Linked DNA regions of Homo sapiens: region 2 is linked to region 1. Evidence: chromatin loops called from intact Hi-C (ENCODE). Cell type or tissue: tibial artery. All regions are shown on one strand. Each heading gives the region's core, and the rest is flanking DNA. Links, peaks and the distances in the headings are about the cores only.

Region 1 (8,279 bases), core at 1,992-6,991:
GTCGTTAAGGTTTTGCTTTTTCCAGAATGTCATATAAAAAAATCATAGTGTGTGTAATCTTTTCAGTCTGGCTTCCTGCATTCAGCATAATGCATTTGTGATTCATCCATGCTAATGTGTGTATCAACAGTTCATTACACTACTGAGTAGTAGTCCACTGCACAGAAGTACCACATCTGTTTATCTATTTGCTAGTTGAAGGACATTTGGGTTTTTCAGTTTTTAGTAATTATCAATAAAGATGCTATAAATATATGGGTATTGTTTTTTGTGTGAACATGCTTTCATTCAATTTCATTCAATCCCATGAATGAGACTGCTGCTTTCAAGGTATTTTTTTTTTTCATCTTTAGTTTTCAGCAGTTCCATTATGATGCTGGTGTAGTTTTCTTTGAGTTTATCCTGTTTGGATTTCACTGAGCTTCTTGAATTTGTACATGTATCTTGCACCAAATTTGTGAAGTTTTCACACATTATTCCTTTATATATTTTTTCTACACTAATATTTCTGCTCTCTTTCTGGACTCTAATGACATAAATGCTAGACCTTTTGATATTATTCCATAGGTCCCTGCAGCACTGTTTTTCTTCCTTTTTTCTGTGTTTCAGGCTGTATAATTTTCTTTCTTTTCTTTCTTTCTTTTTTTTTTTTTTTTTTTTGAGAGAGGGTCTCACTCTGTTGCCCAGGCTGGAATGCAGTGGCGCTATCTCAGCTCACTGCAACCTCTGCCCTCCTGGGTTCAAGCAATTCTCCTGCCTCAGCCTCCTGAGTAGCTGGGACGACAGGCGTGTGCCACCACACCTGACTAATTTTTGTATTTTTTGGTAGAGATGGGGTTTCATCATGTTGGCCAGGCTGGTCTTGAACTCCTAGCCTTAAGCAATCTGCCCACCTCAGCCTCCCAAAGTGCTGGGATTACAGGCACGAGCCACCACGACCAGCCCAGACTGTATAATTTCTATTGATCTATCTTGAAGTTCACCGACTCTTCTTTATCAGCTCCATTCTGCTATTGGACCCATAGAGTTAATTTTAAATTTCAGATATTGTGTTTTTCAGTTCTATAATTTTCATTTGTTTTGTTTGTTCATTTGTTTGGCTTTAGTTTCTATTTCACTGCTATTTTTCCATTCATTTCAAGAGTGTTCAACTTTGTCTCATGGAGAATGGTTACAATAGCTGCATTAAAGTTTTTGTCTGACAACACCAATATTTGGATGATCATCTCAAATGAGCTCATCACAGCTGAAATAATCTATTTTTAGTCTTTTCCCTTGAGTACTGCTCGTATTTTCCTGTTTTTTTTTTTTTGTATAATGAGTAATTTTGGACTGTCTATTAGACATTTTGAATACCATGTTCTGAGCCTCTAGGTCTAGTTAAAATCCTCTCGAGGGTGTTGATGTTTGTTTGGTTAAGCAGAGAATCAACCTAGTGAGACTCAGACCACAAGTTTTGTCTCACCTTCTGTGGACAGTGGCTCTAATGTCAGTTTAGTTTTTAAAGCCTTTGCTATGAGGTTTGGGTTTGCCCAGCGCATGTGCCACTCAGGGGTTAATCTAGGACCTGGGCAGTGGTTCACATGGCAGTTGAGTTTTCGAAGCCTCTGCTTTGCTCCTTTGGGCCTGTGTGGCATATATGCACTTGGAGGTGAGCCTGGGGCTTAGCTCATACACAGAATCAGGGGATCCTCTTCTCCAGTTCTTCTCTCCCTTTAGATCCTTCAGATCCACCCCCAACCTCCGCTCCAGGGGCCCCTTTATGTGGTTTCTCTGATCAGAAAAACAGGTTTCTGTTAGGTTGTAGTTCCCCATTCTGTCATGCACTTCTGCATAACTGAGGTTGCCTTTGGGAGCAAAGTAGCAAAAAAAAAAAAAAAAAAAAAAAAAAAGAGGAAAATAACAGAGATTATCTCACACTCCGGTCAGAAATGTGGGTCTTCTTTTGAGATTTTAGGTGCCTGCACCCCACCACAACACCAATGCAGATCTTCAACTGGGGCCTGTCTTGGGGTAGAGTTAAGAAAGAAAAGGGAAAGAAAAAGAAAAAACAGTCTGGACACTGTGGCTCACACCAGCCAGGCAACATAGTGTGATCCAATCGCTAACCAAACATAAAAAATTAAAAAAAAAAAAAATTAGCCAAGTGTAGTGGTGCATGACTGCAGTCCCAGCTATTTGGGAAGCTAAGGCAGGAGGATCACTTGAGCCCAGGAGGTAGAGGCTGCAGTGAGCTATGGTTACACCACTGTACTCCAGCCTGGGCAACAGCGTGAGACTCAATCTCAAAAAATTAAAAGAAAAGAAAAAACAAATAAAATAGGAATTCCCCATATTCTTGAGCAAGAGCCCACTTTCCTAGACCTCTGGTTAGAAGTAGGAGGTTTCTCTTGGAGATGTTGCTGCCAGTGCCTGCTGCATAGTTCCATAATTCCATTGGCTCTTAGGTCAAAGCCAAGAGATAGAGGAGAGAAAATAAACCTCCAAAACTCACCACACAAGGGATTCATGAAGCTTTGACTTTATTCCCCATTCTCCATTCACCTGATTTTGTTTTCTTCTCTGTCCCTATTCTTATCATCCCTGCTGTTATATTAGGTTGGTGCAAAAGTAATTGCAGTTTTCGAAAACCTCAATTACTTTAGCACCAACCTAAGTACTTTTAAGAAGCCTCAGATAGTTGCTTTCAGTATTATCCAGAGTTTTTAATCAATGAGAAAGATATTTGTTGACTTCCTCCATCCTGGTGAGCACGGGAAGGTGGTGCCCATGATTTTAATGAGAATGGGCTAAGGGAACTTGTGATACTTGTCTTGATTTTTTTTAAACCTTCATCTGAATTGATACAGGAGCATACTTCATGTCAGGTAAGAATAAAAAAGGAAACAATTATTTGACACACCTTAATTAAGCACCTGCTAGGTGCCCGCTACTCTGGGAAAAGGCAACAGGGGTTCAACACATGGTCCCTGCTTTCGAGGGAGGCAACATCCACAGAAAGCATAGCCTATGTGAAAAAATACAAGACTGTACACAACTAAGGGCAAAAAAGATACAGAGAAAGGAAACAAGGTAAAAACTGGGGAATTAGAGGTGACACGGAGGCCGTTCAAGCCCCCAGCTAGACCTTGATGGAGAAGACAAGGCACTTTCCATCAGAGGGCAAGGGGATGGGGCGGGGTGATTATTATTCCAAAGTTGGCTTTGTACCTTTTTATTACACAGTGAGTTTGTTTTCCCAAAAGGAAAGAAAGAGACTGTTTCTAAGGGCATTTGATCACTCCTGACCCTGTTCTTCCCTCGCCTTCTCTCAACGTGGTGGAAAAGTGTTTCCAGGACTTTGGTTCAGAGTGAGGACTGGAGGCCCAGCCACACTGGAGTGAGTCATGAGATCTTTCCTGGGGAGTCTTGAATTACCACATACAAAACTCTCAGTAACTGTCGGAACTCAGCTGGTTGCTGGTTTTGCTTGCATGCTTTAGCTGCGTTAAAGCACTCGGTAGTTTATTTTTCATATTTTATTTGGGTTAATTCCTAAAAATCACAAAGGCAGCGCCTTCATGCTAGGACAGTATCTATTATATTTTTTAAAATTTTGTTAAGTATTCAGGAAGGCTTTGCGTGGACTGCTCCTGTTAGAAGACAACCACAAAGCGGGGGAGGCCACGGGTAGAGCGGTTGCACAGATGGCAAGTGTAAGCAAATAGCGGCCAAGTCCATTGTGAAGTTTCACTTGCAGCTGTGTGGAAAATACCTATGCTGGTGACTCAATGTCTTTGGATTTCTAGCTTTAAATTACAGCAGAGAAGACTCATTTTCAAGTGCTGAGCATATAGGGAGACTGGCAAATGTGGGCCAGTTTTGAGCCCATCAGTTACCATACACTGCACTACAGAAGGATAATTAAAAGCAGGGGGAAGGGGGAAGTCTTGTGGTAATCAGGGCATCAAGCATGGTACCTGGACAGCTGGCATGGCAACCAACCTGACAGCAATACTGTGTCTATTTCCAATAATAGAAATTTAGCTCCCTTCCAGTGTAGCTGTATGCTGGGGTCTTGATTTTCTTTTCTGGAATGAGGTGTGCGCAGATGCAACGTTATTGCTCACCTGGCCCATCAGAGTCACGTATAAATGGTCAGGCCAGTGACTGTATCATACTTGTGCCTCTCACAGTTTTGTCTGGGAACTCTACCTTGTGTTGTAAAAGACCTTGTGTCCTCTGACCCCCCTCCCCCGACTTCCACTCTCCTCTTGGTCTGCCGCTGGGACTGTATTTTGTCGCTTATCTAACACAAAATAAACAGAACAATCTGGAGCTAATTTAAGTGGTTTACCATATCAGGATACAGCTGGGAAAGATTTTAAGAAAAGGCTCAACAGGAACAATAGCGCTGTGAAGTGGAGCAGCAGCGGAGAGCACAGGAAGGCAGTTTCAGGCAGCCTGGCAGACAGCTGTCAGCCACTCCAATAACAATTCCTGCAGCCAATGAAAACGGGCAGGCTCTGTGCGGGCAGCCTGGCCGGAACACCAACAATGAAAACAAGGGATTAGAGAGCATTCTCAGTTAATGGCTTGAGTGTCAGGGCCACCAGTCTCCCGGGAGCCAGTGCTCCCAACCAGCAAGGACTGGAGAGGAACTGCAGATGAAACAACACTTCATTTCTCTACAACACTGGCCAAGACTTTTTTTTTTTTTTTTGACATGCATGCATCCACGCTGGCTTTATCCTGACTTATGAATCCAGCAAGGCCCACAGAGGAACATCTGGTTTTGACATTAATTTCTTCTACTCTGCAGGATGGTTGGGTTTTTAACTCATTGGGGGCCTTTGGCTAGACCTTGAATTTCCTGGTGCAACTTGACAGAGGTGAGAGGGCTTGAGGGAGTTAAATAAAACTATGTGCTGCCCTTGAAAGGACTTGCAAATGCTTTATATATTAAACAAAGAAACTCCACTTGGATCAAGCTCTTGACAAAGATCCAACCAATTAGGTAAACGGTATAGTCTCGAAAGGCAGTGACATTTCATGCAAGGAATACTGAATTGGAAGCATGGAGACTTGGACTCTTGGTCTACTTCTGTCACTGCAAAAGGTTTCTGGGTCAAAGTTTCCTCACTTAGGACCATGTGCCCTTATCCTCTTCTTCATCATTTCATTTATGATATTAGCTTATGCTCACACATTTTTTTTTCCAGAGAGTACTTGACTTAGTAAAAATTTCCCTCTAACAACAGCAACTTTTGGGTTTATTATAAAGTAATTCCACATGTTTAAGAATAACTTTAAAAAATAATCTGTGTCTGTGTTCTTAAGTTGTAGGGAAAAGAGAGAGAGATCAGACCATTACTGTCTCTATGTAGAAAGGGAAAGACATAAGAAACTCCATTTTGATCTGTACCCTGAACAATTGCTTTGCCCTGAGATGCTGTTAATCTGTAACTTTGCCCCAACCTTGAGCTCACAGAAACATGTGTTGTATGGAATCAAGGTTTAAGGGATCTAGGGCTGTGTGGGATGTGCCTTGTTAACAAAATGTTTACAGGCAGTATGTTTGGTAAAAGTCATCGCCATTCTCCATTCTCGATAAACCAGGGGCACAATGCACTGCAGAAAGCCACAGGGACCTCTGCCCAGGAAAACTGGGTATTATCCAAGGTTTCTCCCCATGTGATAGTCTGAAATATGGCCTTGTGGGATGGGAAAGACCTGACCATCCCCCCAGCCCGAGACCCGTGAAGGGTCTGTGCTGAGGAGGATTAGCAAAAGAGGAAGGCCTCTTGCAGTTGAGATAGAGGAAGGCCACTGTCTCCTGCCTGCCCCTGGGAACTGAATGTCTCGGTATAAAACCCGATTGTACATTTGTTCAATTCTGAGATAGGAGAAAAGCCGCCCTGTGGCGGGAGGCGAGACATGTTGGCAGCAATGCTGCTCTGCTACTCTTTACTCCACTGAGATGTTTGGGTGGAGAGAAGCATAAATGTGGCCTACATGCACATCCAGGCATAGTACCTTCCCTTGAACTTATTTGTGACACAGATTCCTTTGCTCACATGTTTTCTTGCTGACCTTCTCCCCACTATCACCCTGTTCTCCTGCCGCATTCCTCTTGCTGAGATAGTGAAAATAGTAATCAATAAATACTGAGGAAACCCGGGGACCGGTGCCGGTGCAGGTCCTCTGTATGCTAAGCACCGGTCTCCTGGGCCCGCTGTTCTTTCTCTATACTTTGTCTCTGTGTCTTATTTCTTTTCTCAGTCTCTCGTCCCACCCGATGAGAAATACCCACAGGTGTGGAGGGGCTGGCCCCCTTCATAAAGTAAGAAGAATGTCATCTGAAGGTCCAATAAAAATAAACAAATGAAGAAGTAGAAATTAATGTTGTATTAGTCACTGCCCCATCTATTGTTACATCACATCATAATACATCATTGAAATAGCATTGATTATTAAAGTTTCCATGATAATAGAATGTAAGACTAAATTTTCAGTGTAAAAATAAGAGAGATATGGATAGGTCTTCTAAAAGCAGAAAAGAAGATGAAAACTTCTAAAGGATAAAAAGATGGGTAGGATTGGGAAATATCCCCTTTAGAAATAGAACATCTCTTCTATTTCTAGACCAAGTAAGTTCAGACAACGATTACTTCAAAAATATCTGAGCACACTAAAAAAATTTTTAAAAATCCAACTATCTGAAAATATAAAATCTCTCTAGAACAGCTCTCAAGCAATAGTGTGTCGAATCACCTAGAAGTCTTGTGAAAACAGACTGCTGGGAACCATCTCCAGAGCTTCTGGTCCAGAAAGGGGCCTGAGAATTTGCCTTTCTAACAAGTTTCCAGGTGATAGTGATATTGCTGCTCCTGGGACCATACTTAGAGAACTATTGCTCCAGAAAGAGATTTAATGGCTAATACAATAAAGTCAAGTGATCTTACTCTGTATTTTTGTTGTTGTTGTTCTTTTAAATCAACAAAAGTGATTCAAGTGTCAAGTGTGGTTGAATGGTGAGAATGAAAAAATAAGCAAAAAACGAAGGGGTATTGAATCAGTGCAGAATAGTCAGAAGTCACACACAGAGAAAATGGATGTATTTTACCTTTGGTGAGGAGTAAATTATAAAAGGACTGTAGCTACTTTCTGAAAGGTAAAATTGTCCTGACTCAAGGATGAAAAGGTATGTCAAAGGGGAATGTTTTATAATAATGAGTCCCTGGGTCTAGACCTGATACCAGTGGTTCTCATCCTGGCTACATTATAGAATTACTTGGGCACACTTTGGGAGGCCAACGCAGATGGATCATCTGAGGTCAGGAGTTTGAGACCAGCCTGGCCAACATGGTGAAACCCCGTCTCTACTAAAAATACAAAAATTAGCCGGGTGTGGTGGTGCACGCCTGTAATTCCAGCTACTCAGGAGGCTGAGGCACTAGAATCGCTTGAAACCAGGAGGCGGAGGTTGCAGTGAGCTCAGATCGCACAACTGCACTCCAGCCTGGGGAACAGAGTGAGACTCCCTCTAAAAAAAAAAAAAAAAAAAAAAAAAAAAAAAAAAAAAAAGAATAACTTGGGCAATTAGAAACTTGAAAGGGGGCTTTCCGGGTGATTTCCAAGTACAGAGAAGATTATGAACCTGCCTACAAGGTGTTCTACTCTGCAGAAAAGATGAAGTGTTGAATCACAAAGAGACGAGAGACACAGCTTTCTATGGATGGTGATTTTAATTCCCATGACTGGACCACAGAATCTCAATACAAAGACAATGAGGTCAAGATAGATTAAATGATATGCAAGAGGCTGTACAGCTAGTTAGGGGCAAATCCACTATTAAACCTCTTTTCCTGAAGCCCATCCAAATTTCTGTCTACCATATTATTTGACTGAATTTGCAATAATAATTTTAAAAATAGAAAAAAGGTGGTATTTGGGGAGAATCTAAAATAGAGATCTCAGTACACAACAGTAAGGTCAATTATCACATTGGAGATTCCAGTGTTTTCAATCAAAATATCCACTATAAGAAACTAAGAAGTCAACACAGGCTTTCATCAATTCTGAAACTACCTCTAATGTAAACAGAGCTTTCACTATCTACAAGCCAAGTGGTTCCAGTGAGGTTGGTTACTGACGTTATTGTAGTACACAAAAGCCATGGGAAATTGAAGCATAAGGAAAAAGAGAGAAGATGGCCTACAGTGATGTTGTCTGGCAACCTTAAGAGATCACAGGCAGGCTCTTCTCCAGCAAGCTGTTTCTCATACTCCATCAACGAT
Region 2 (8,279 bases), core at 1,111-6,110, 250 kb before region 1:
TGTTCTAGGTACTGGGGATACATCAGTGAACAAAAAGAAATGCAAAAATGTCTGCCCTCATGGGTTGTGGAGACTTGAACACACATCACCAGATGGTTTGTATTATTCAGGATATATGTTTCATATGTGTGTAGCTTGAATTGATGCATGTATATTTTAATCTATTGAAGACTAGGGTTGAGCCTTACTTACGTCTTTGTATCTTCCCCAGTGTCTGACACAGTAAACTACTATTGGGACATGTAAATTAGGGCAATTATAGCCATTTAATACTCTGTGTTATGGAATTCACAGGAGAACTACCTGTAAAATATAAAACTAATTTTTCTCAAAACTGTGTTTGCAGATTTTTGGGCAAAAATCAAGACATGTATCCCCAGATGGGATAACTTGGGTCTAAAGAGCAGATAAATTACACTTAATATGAAGCAAGAAGTTAGGGATGGCAAAGTAGGGAAGAATAGAGAAGGAGACAGATGCTAAAAAGTGTAGTTCATGAAGAAAGTACATTCTAAGTTCTGTGGAAAGAAAGAGAACAGCAGGAACTTTGGGATATCGTGAATCCTGCTTTTATCATGTGCTTCAGACACATTTTCAAGAAGCACTCACTACAAGGCATAAACGAAGAGGAAATTAGGAGAAATTAAAGGGTGTCTGCACATTTTGGTCAAATGACAAGGAGGCCTTGGAAGAAGATTATTGAGCCAGTTGGATAGGTCATGCGGTGAAATTACAGTGATGTCTGGCTAAAATGTATGGTACTGAACTTACTTGCCTGTGCAAATCACTCTATTCTTTGAATGTCTGAACACTGTACTCCACCTAGAGTACCTTGTTTCAACACGGCTAGCAATTTTTCATATGTGAACACTTTGCATCCTATTTTTTTCTGAGTAAGAATCTGCTTGGAGTTAAATAAAATATGCATTTATAACAGACAGGAAAGCACTGATATATTTTCATGATTGTCAGCATACTGACTATTGATTAACTTTAAGTTTGCCTATTCATCTTCATTAAAACCTACTTCCCAAATCCACCACCACCCACTTTAAGAGATTAATTGATATTTCCTTTTTCTTTCTTTCTCTCTCTCTTTTTTTTTTTTTTTTTTTTTTTTTTTTTTTTTGAGACAGAGTCTTGCTCTGCTGCCAGGCTGGAGTACAGTGGCGCAATCTCCACCTCCCGGATTCAAGTGATTCTCCTGCCTCAGCCTCCCTAGTAGCTGGGCTTACAGGCGCACACCACCATGCCCTGCTAATTTTTGTATTTTTAGTAGAGATGAGGTTTCAGTAGGCTGGTCTCAAACTCCTGACCTCAAGTGATCCACCCATCTCAGCCACCCAAAGTGCTGGGATTACAGGTGTGAGCCACCACGCCCAGCCCTATATTTCCTAAAACTGCAAATGATCATAGAATTTCAGTGCTAGGTGCAAACTTAGAATTCAATGCCTTTTGAAGATCACATAAAATACTAGACAATTTAAGCTGAGAGTCTCTTCAAGGAAACTAGCAGATTGCAGTTCCCACCCACAAGGTCTTGTGGAAAGTCACTAACTTAAACATGATTATTCAGCTTTTTTTGTTCCGTGGATGTAATTATACAAAGAAACCATCTGAAATTCTAAGAATCCATTTTTTCTCTACAAATAAGGGTTGAGAAAAGGTAATTTTGAGCACAAACACTTGCAGGGCTTTACTGATGAAAAGCAGAAGTCTGACCTGCATGAGACAGAAGCCACTTTTTGGCCACAGAAAAGGTCTGGCCAAAGTCTCCAATGGACTTAGAAATGTCGTATATTTATTTCTGCTTCCAGTTGGCAGTTTTTAAGTTGGTGACAAAATGAAGCCTGTAAATATAAACGAAATTTCTCTATTTTTATTGAAATCTCATTATATCAAGGTGCTCGGCTGTCTCTTGAATGAAAGTAACAAAATATCTCCAACTAAGAACAAGGATTACAGGTGCAAATAGAGATGTAGGATATTCTAGTACCACATAACAGAGAGAGCAATAGCACTAAATCAGACACGAGGGTCATAGGATCCCAATAAGGAAAATAAGGAAAATCTCCACGATCTGTAGAAAAGACTCCTTTTTCCCTCACAGATCTGTTAAAGGATCCGAACAGTCCACGTTCCAGTCCAGCCAAAGAAAAACATGAACCTCAAAATACTCACTGTGGCTAAGTCATAAAAGAAATAAACACACAGAACTTTGGGCACTTGTGCTCTTCCTGGAAAAACTGAAGACTCTTGGCAACTTTTATCTTCCACTTACAGTCTCTACCTCCTGGCCTTCATTTCTTCTATACGTGAAGCAGTAGCTTTAACTTGCCCACTGACTTTTCCTTAAAAAATAGTCTGTTTTCCTGCCTCTAGTTCCAAAACTAGACTCCATGTGATTTTGGCAAATTTCAACCTAAGAAGGTACTCCGTTCATTTCCTCCTATTATGTCACCACTACCATAAACAAATCCATTTGGCCCTCATCCAGTTGAGCTTATCCTTGAAGTGAGGTGGAAATTTCCATATGGTGAGAATTTTTTACTGCAATATTACTTTATAAGTTGCATGCAAATTCTGCAACATTCTTAAATGCTCAATAACATGTAACTGACAAATTCAATTAAATGAATCTTATTCATTTGGAATCCTCACCTGCAGGCATTTTCCTGGATTACAAACCTTTCTCAGAAGAGGTATAAAGTACAAAGAATCTAGGGGGATTAGCTGTCTTACGGTGTTCATGACAGGCATAAAACCACCCAGGGAAAGCATGCTTTGGCCCTTTTTAACAATAATGCTGTGCATCTGGTCTGTGACTTGGGCTTTCAAGAGCTTCATCTTTTCTATTATGAATTATGTGCAGCTCTCAAAACCTCTAAGAGGTAAGATTTTACTGTTACCCTCCCCACTAGTACCTATAATGAAATTTGGAAAATACCCACTCAGCATGATTCAGTAGCAATGCTTAAAATGAGAACTTGAAGAAACCATTGCTATTTTTTTGCATCATGAAGAGGATGCTTGTCCTTAATCTAGCCCTGACTGAAAAACTAATTTCCAATCTAAAAACCTGCCTGCAAGGAACTTTTTTTTTAAAACTCTTCCAGTCCCTTTCCTGGAAACAAGAAGCACAAAAATGTATATCTGTAATACTAGCAATTGCTGGTTTGGGCATTCTATTTTCACTTAATGCTAGAGTTAGAAGATATATTATTTTCTATTGATAATAAAAATATTGGATATCACTGATTATAGTATGTATTCTGCATACTTCCAAATAGATCTGAGGAACTTCTTATTAGAAATAACAGAAGGTGGTAAGAGACTCTCTTGCCAGGGTTCTGGTTTACCACAGTCAAGCATTAAATTTAGCTCTGGGCTTCCCAGAGCCAAGACAAGAATGACATACAATTAATGATATAGTTCTCATGGTCTGGTAAAGGAATCATAGTTGTTCTTCAAGTCAGGCAAACATTTTCCTGGCACAAACTTCCAAAAGGAATTGAATCATGGGCCTCACATAAGAGACACTGGACAATCTAAACATGTAGGTGCAGAAACTTCACTCAGAGGAAGCAGTAGACTTTGCCTCAGAGAAACAGTGAATGTGGAAATTAACAAGAGAAGAAAGCCTGCTCTAGACTATGTTTCTGCTATGGCTGAAATTGCATTATTTAAACTTAACTTCTACCCAAACTCTAGAATGCATAGTGTACCCTCTGTGCCCTCAATTTAAAAAAGAAACATAGAGCTGGGAGCCATGGCTCATGCCTGTAATCCCAACACTTTGGGAGGCCAAGGCAGGTAGATCACCTGAGGGCAGGAGTTTGAGATGAGCCTGGCCAACATGGTGAAACCCTGTCTCTACTAAAAATACAAAAATTAGCGAGGTGTGGTGGTGCACACTTATAATCCCAGCTACTTGGGAGGCTGAGGCATGAGAATCACTTGAACCCGGAAGGTGGAGGTTTCAGTGAGCCGAGATGATGCCACTGCACTCCAGTCTTGGTGACAGAGTGAGACTCTGTCTCAAAAAATAAATAAATAAGTAAAATAAATAAATAAGAAAAATAAATGAGCCTTGTGTTAAGAGAATTATGCAAAGATAATTCCACTTCTTCATTAACTTCACAAATCTTTCTCAATTTTAAATCTTCTACTATTCCACATAGAACCCATTTGACAACTATGACCTGTGTTCATTTCAGAACAACTTTGGGAAGGTTTTCAATGAAAACAAGAATTAGGGACAAGGCCAATCCACACAGCTGAGATTAGTTCTAGTTCTCTTCCAACAGAATAGCATGTGCTATGCTAATTATACAAAATAATGTTCAATCACTTTTGAGGTCATATAAATGAGAACAACATAAGCTGTGAAATTAAAATGAACCATAAAACTAGTTTTATAGCTCAGAAGTGATTTCTTTAAATATCCCATGAAATTTTGCTCTAAGACAACTGTCTCAAAATAGTTATAAATGCCTGTTTTTCCAGTGTCATGAGAAAAATATTTGATATTAATTCAGCTCTCTCCACTACATTCAGATATGCTTCACAGATGTTTATGTTTTCTAGATGTGTAGTGAGAAAATCTTCTTGATAGGAAAAGATTATGGGCCTTAGAATCCTAGGACTGTGTACAAATTGCATTTCCTCCACCAGTTACTACATGATTTTAGGCAAGTTACTTAACCTCTACAAATCTTAGTTTCTTCACCTTTAAATTGGGATAATATTACCTACTGCATGGGGTTGTTCTGACTATTATTATTATTATTATTACAATGTATGTAAAAGTATCTACTACAATGCCTAACATAAAAATAGGTGCTCAATAGATGTTTGTTCCCTCCCACTGACACCCATACTCTTGCAAACAGAATTTTCTACTAGTCCAGGAGACTATCCTTCCCAACTTGCCAGTTACATAGCTTTCTTATACTGCTTTTTAAAAATGATACAAGAGTCTAAACAATGTGGTACTGGCATAAGGATAGATATAGAGATCAATGGAATAGAGAGCCCAGAAACAAACCCTCACATTTATGGTCAATGATTTTCAACAAGGATGCCAAAACATTTCTATGGGAAAAGAAGTCTTTTCAATAAGTGGTGCTGACACAACAGGATAACATATGCAAAAGAATGAATATAAACTCCTACTTTGTACAAGTAAAAAAATTAGCTCAAAACGATCATAGACCTAAACATAAGAGCTAAAACTATGAAAGTATGAAGAACACGTAGGAGTAAATCTTCATGATGTTGGGTTAGGCAATAATTTCTTGGCTATGACACCAGAAGAATAAATGCCAAAAGAAAAAATATATATAAACTGGACTTCATTAAAACTAAAAACTTGTGTGTGACAAGGGGACATCATCAAGAAAGTGAAAAGGCAACCCACAGAATGGGTGAAAATATTTGCAAAATGTGTATCTGTATCTCATGAGGGACTTGTTTCTACAATATATAAAGAACTCTTACAAAGCAACAATAAAAAGACAAACCAATTTTTAAAATGGCAAAGCACATAAATATTTCTCCAAAAAGATATTCAAATGGCCAATATGCACATGAAAAGATACTCAGCATCATTCATCATCAGTGAAATGCAAACCAAAACCACAATGAGGTACCACGTGATACACACTAGGATGGCTAAAACAGAAAAGACATATGATAACAAGTGTTGGTGAGGATGTAGAGAAATTGAAATTGTCAAACTTTGTTTGCTGGTGGGACTGTGAATGGTGCAACCAGTCTGAGAAACATTTCGATAATGTCTCAAAAGATGAAACTTAGGATTATTGTACTATATGACTCAGAAATTCCTCTCCTAGGTAAATATCCAAGAGAAAGAAAAATATGTCCATACAAAAACTTAAACACAGATATTCACAGCAGCATTATTCATAATAGCCAAAAAGTAGAAACAACCCAAATGTTCATCAGCTGATGAGTGGACAAACAAAATGTGGTAAATACATACAATGGAATATTATTCAGCCATAAAAAAACACGAAGTATTGAAACATGTTACAACATGGATGGACTTTGAAAACATTATGCCAAGTGAAAGAAGCCAGTCACAAAAGTCTACCTATGGTACAATTTTGTTTATATGAAATGTCCCGAAAAAGCAAATCTAAAGAGACAAAAAACAGATTAGTGTTTGCCTAGGGCTAGGGTGGGGGTGGGAGGTAGAGGGCAGTGTGGAGTGATTGCTAATGGGTACCCAGTTCTTTCTAGGGTGATAAAAATGTTCTGAAATCAGATTGTGGTGATGGTTGCGGAACTCTGTGAGTATACTAAAATCCACTGAACTGTAGACTTCAAGTGGGTGAATTTTATGATATGTAAAATATATCTCAATTTAAAAAAATGAAATCAAGGTAAAAATGATAGAAACAGTTGTGTTCTCAACAACCAGGAGCAACTTCAGTGAACATTTGCTGAACACTTACTATGTGTGTGAGAGGGATACAAAGGCAACTAAGCAAGGCCTCCATCCTCAAGGAGTTTAAAATCCAGTGTATTTATGTGGTTCAGTGAAGGTCAATGAATATTTTAATTGCCAGTGTGACCAGAATTAAATAAAGAGCTGTAATACATAGTATTTGCTTAACACTCAATGCCTTTAAGGACTGTGCTACATCTAGGGGTAGAGTTTGCATGTCCTGGTCCACTAGAGTCACCCAGGCTTTTGGGTGAGAGAGAAGGAACTAGGCAAAAGCTCTACACTAAAGATAAGAGCAGGTGCCAGGGGGGTCCATCCACACTAGAAACAGATGCTGGGTGGGGAATGGAATTAGAGAAGGTTCTCTAGGGACTGAGAGTTAACAAGGTGAGAGGTAGAAGGCAGTACACAAAAGCCCTGAAGCATCAGAGAGAATGGCAGAAGACACAAATGGAGGGAAAATGAGAAGATATTAACTCAGGGGTAAGGTTGATGTTAGTGGGGACACCAAGGGTCCTAGAAGTCACATTACAAAGTTTAAACTGAGGGCCCTGAGGAGCCATTGAGGGTTTTAAATCCCAGGAATGATCTGATCTTGTTTTAGAAAGATCTCTCTGGCTGCTCTGTGAAGAGATGCATTAAATGGGAGCAAGACCAAGAATGGAAAGACTGGTCTTCCAGGAGAGTGGGGATAGGATTAGGATCAGTGGTGGCAGTGAGCTTGCAATACTGATTGGGCAGTCATTGAGAGGAAAAGACGTCAAGGATGATGTCCAGGTTTTGAGGCTGAGTGATGCATGGCAGGTTGTCCAGGCCATGGAAGCAGCAAACATGGATAAGGGGCTGGATTCTGGTGGGGGCCATGGTAAATGGGACATATTCTTCATATGAGTGGAAAAGACCACAGGCAATGGGATAGGCAAAATTGGAGCTTCCCTCCTGGAACTTTAAACGCCAGTGTCAAATCCTTTCCTTTGCCACCAGATTGTGTAATTGGGTTCAGCTATACTTTCCTTGGCCAACTTCTGTCTCAAAAACTCAGACTACACCAACATTAAATTGTGCCGATAAATCTTACTGAATGCTTTTCAGCTTAGCTTAATGAAAAATATCAGCTAACAGACTAGGGGAAACACTCTCCCCAGGGGACTTCATGATCCAGATTCTGGTAGAGCCCGGGACACTAGCTCTTTATAAGTTTCTCCAGGCTGGAGTGAATGAGATATCATTGTTGTTTATTTCAAAGGCACATGAAGTGCACCAGTGGTCTAAATCAGTATTCCTCATGGACACCGCTACATTGGTTAGTTCAACAACTAAAATAACTACAGAAAAAGAAATTCACTTCTTTTGAGTTAATCTTTTGGAGTTACACAGACTACTACTTTAGAAACCATCATAGGTTTGTAAACCAGAACAGGCCCTCCAATCCTAATGGAATTATTGATTCTCAAGTCAAATAGAGTTTCAGGACAACTCTTAATGCATTTATTGATTGCTAATGGGATCAAATTAACATGAAAAAATAATTGATAAACACATCCTAAAAATAAAGTTACATCTGAAACCATCTGTTTCCTAATGTGGGATTCTGTCAGTGCAAAATTCCCTTAGAAACCTGAACTTTCTTTGACCTGATGGAAAGTAGCCACGTCAGCATCGGATGAAAGACAGTATGATATGCATGTCCAAAAATAAACAATTGCTGTTAAGTGCATTTTAACCTCAAAGGCCTCAAAAGAAAAAGCAACTACCATGTCTACTGATAACACAAAAGGAATTTAGGAGAAACATTGCAAACGTAGAA

What was found. A loop is a pair of places that touch in the nucleus more often than their neighbours do. Peaks named below come from ENCODE experiments on the same cell type or tissue, not always from the same donor. Only the 100,000 strongest peaks of a DNase experiment are listed, where the experiment ranks them.
Region 2: it touches region 1 in a loop (3-fold over the local background); 13 of 110 quality-filtered maps call a loop at or near these places.

Annotation. Positions count from the first base shown.
Region 1 is chr5:78,904,046-78,912,324 of GRCh38, forward strand. The region is part of intron 4 of ARSB (arylsulfatase B); the gene reads right to left. Among named protein-coding and RNA genes, the nearest start is that of ARSB, 77 kb to the right of the region's middle. In tibial artery, for the core only: a CTCF peak has its summit at 4,518; a DNase peak (open chromatin) is centred at 4,517; H3K4me3 peaks cover 1,427 bases; H3K27ac peaks cover 3,975 bases.
Region 2 is chr5:78,651,666-78,659,944 of GRCh38, forward strand. It overlaps LOC124900191 (a long non-coding RNA gene), which reads right to left. Exons shown (of 5, transcript XR_007058832.1): 5 at 6,094-8,279. Among named protein-coding and RNA genes, the nearest start is that of LHFPL2, 7.0 kb to the left of the region's middle. In tibial artery, for the core only: no CTCF peak of the experiment used is centred there; no DNase peak of the experiment used is centred there; H3K27ac peaks cover 4,288 bases.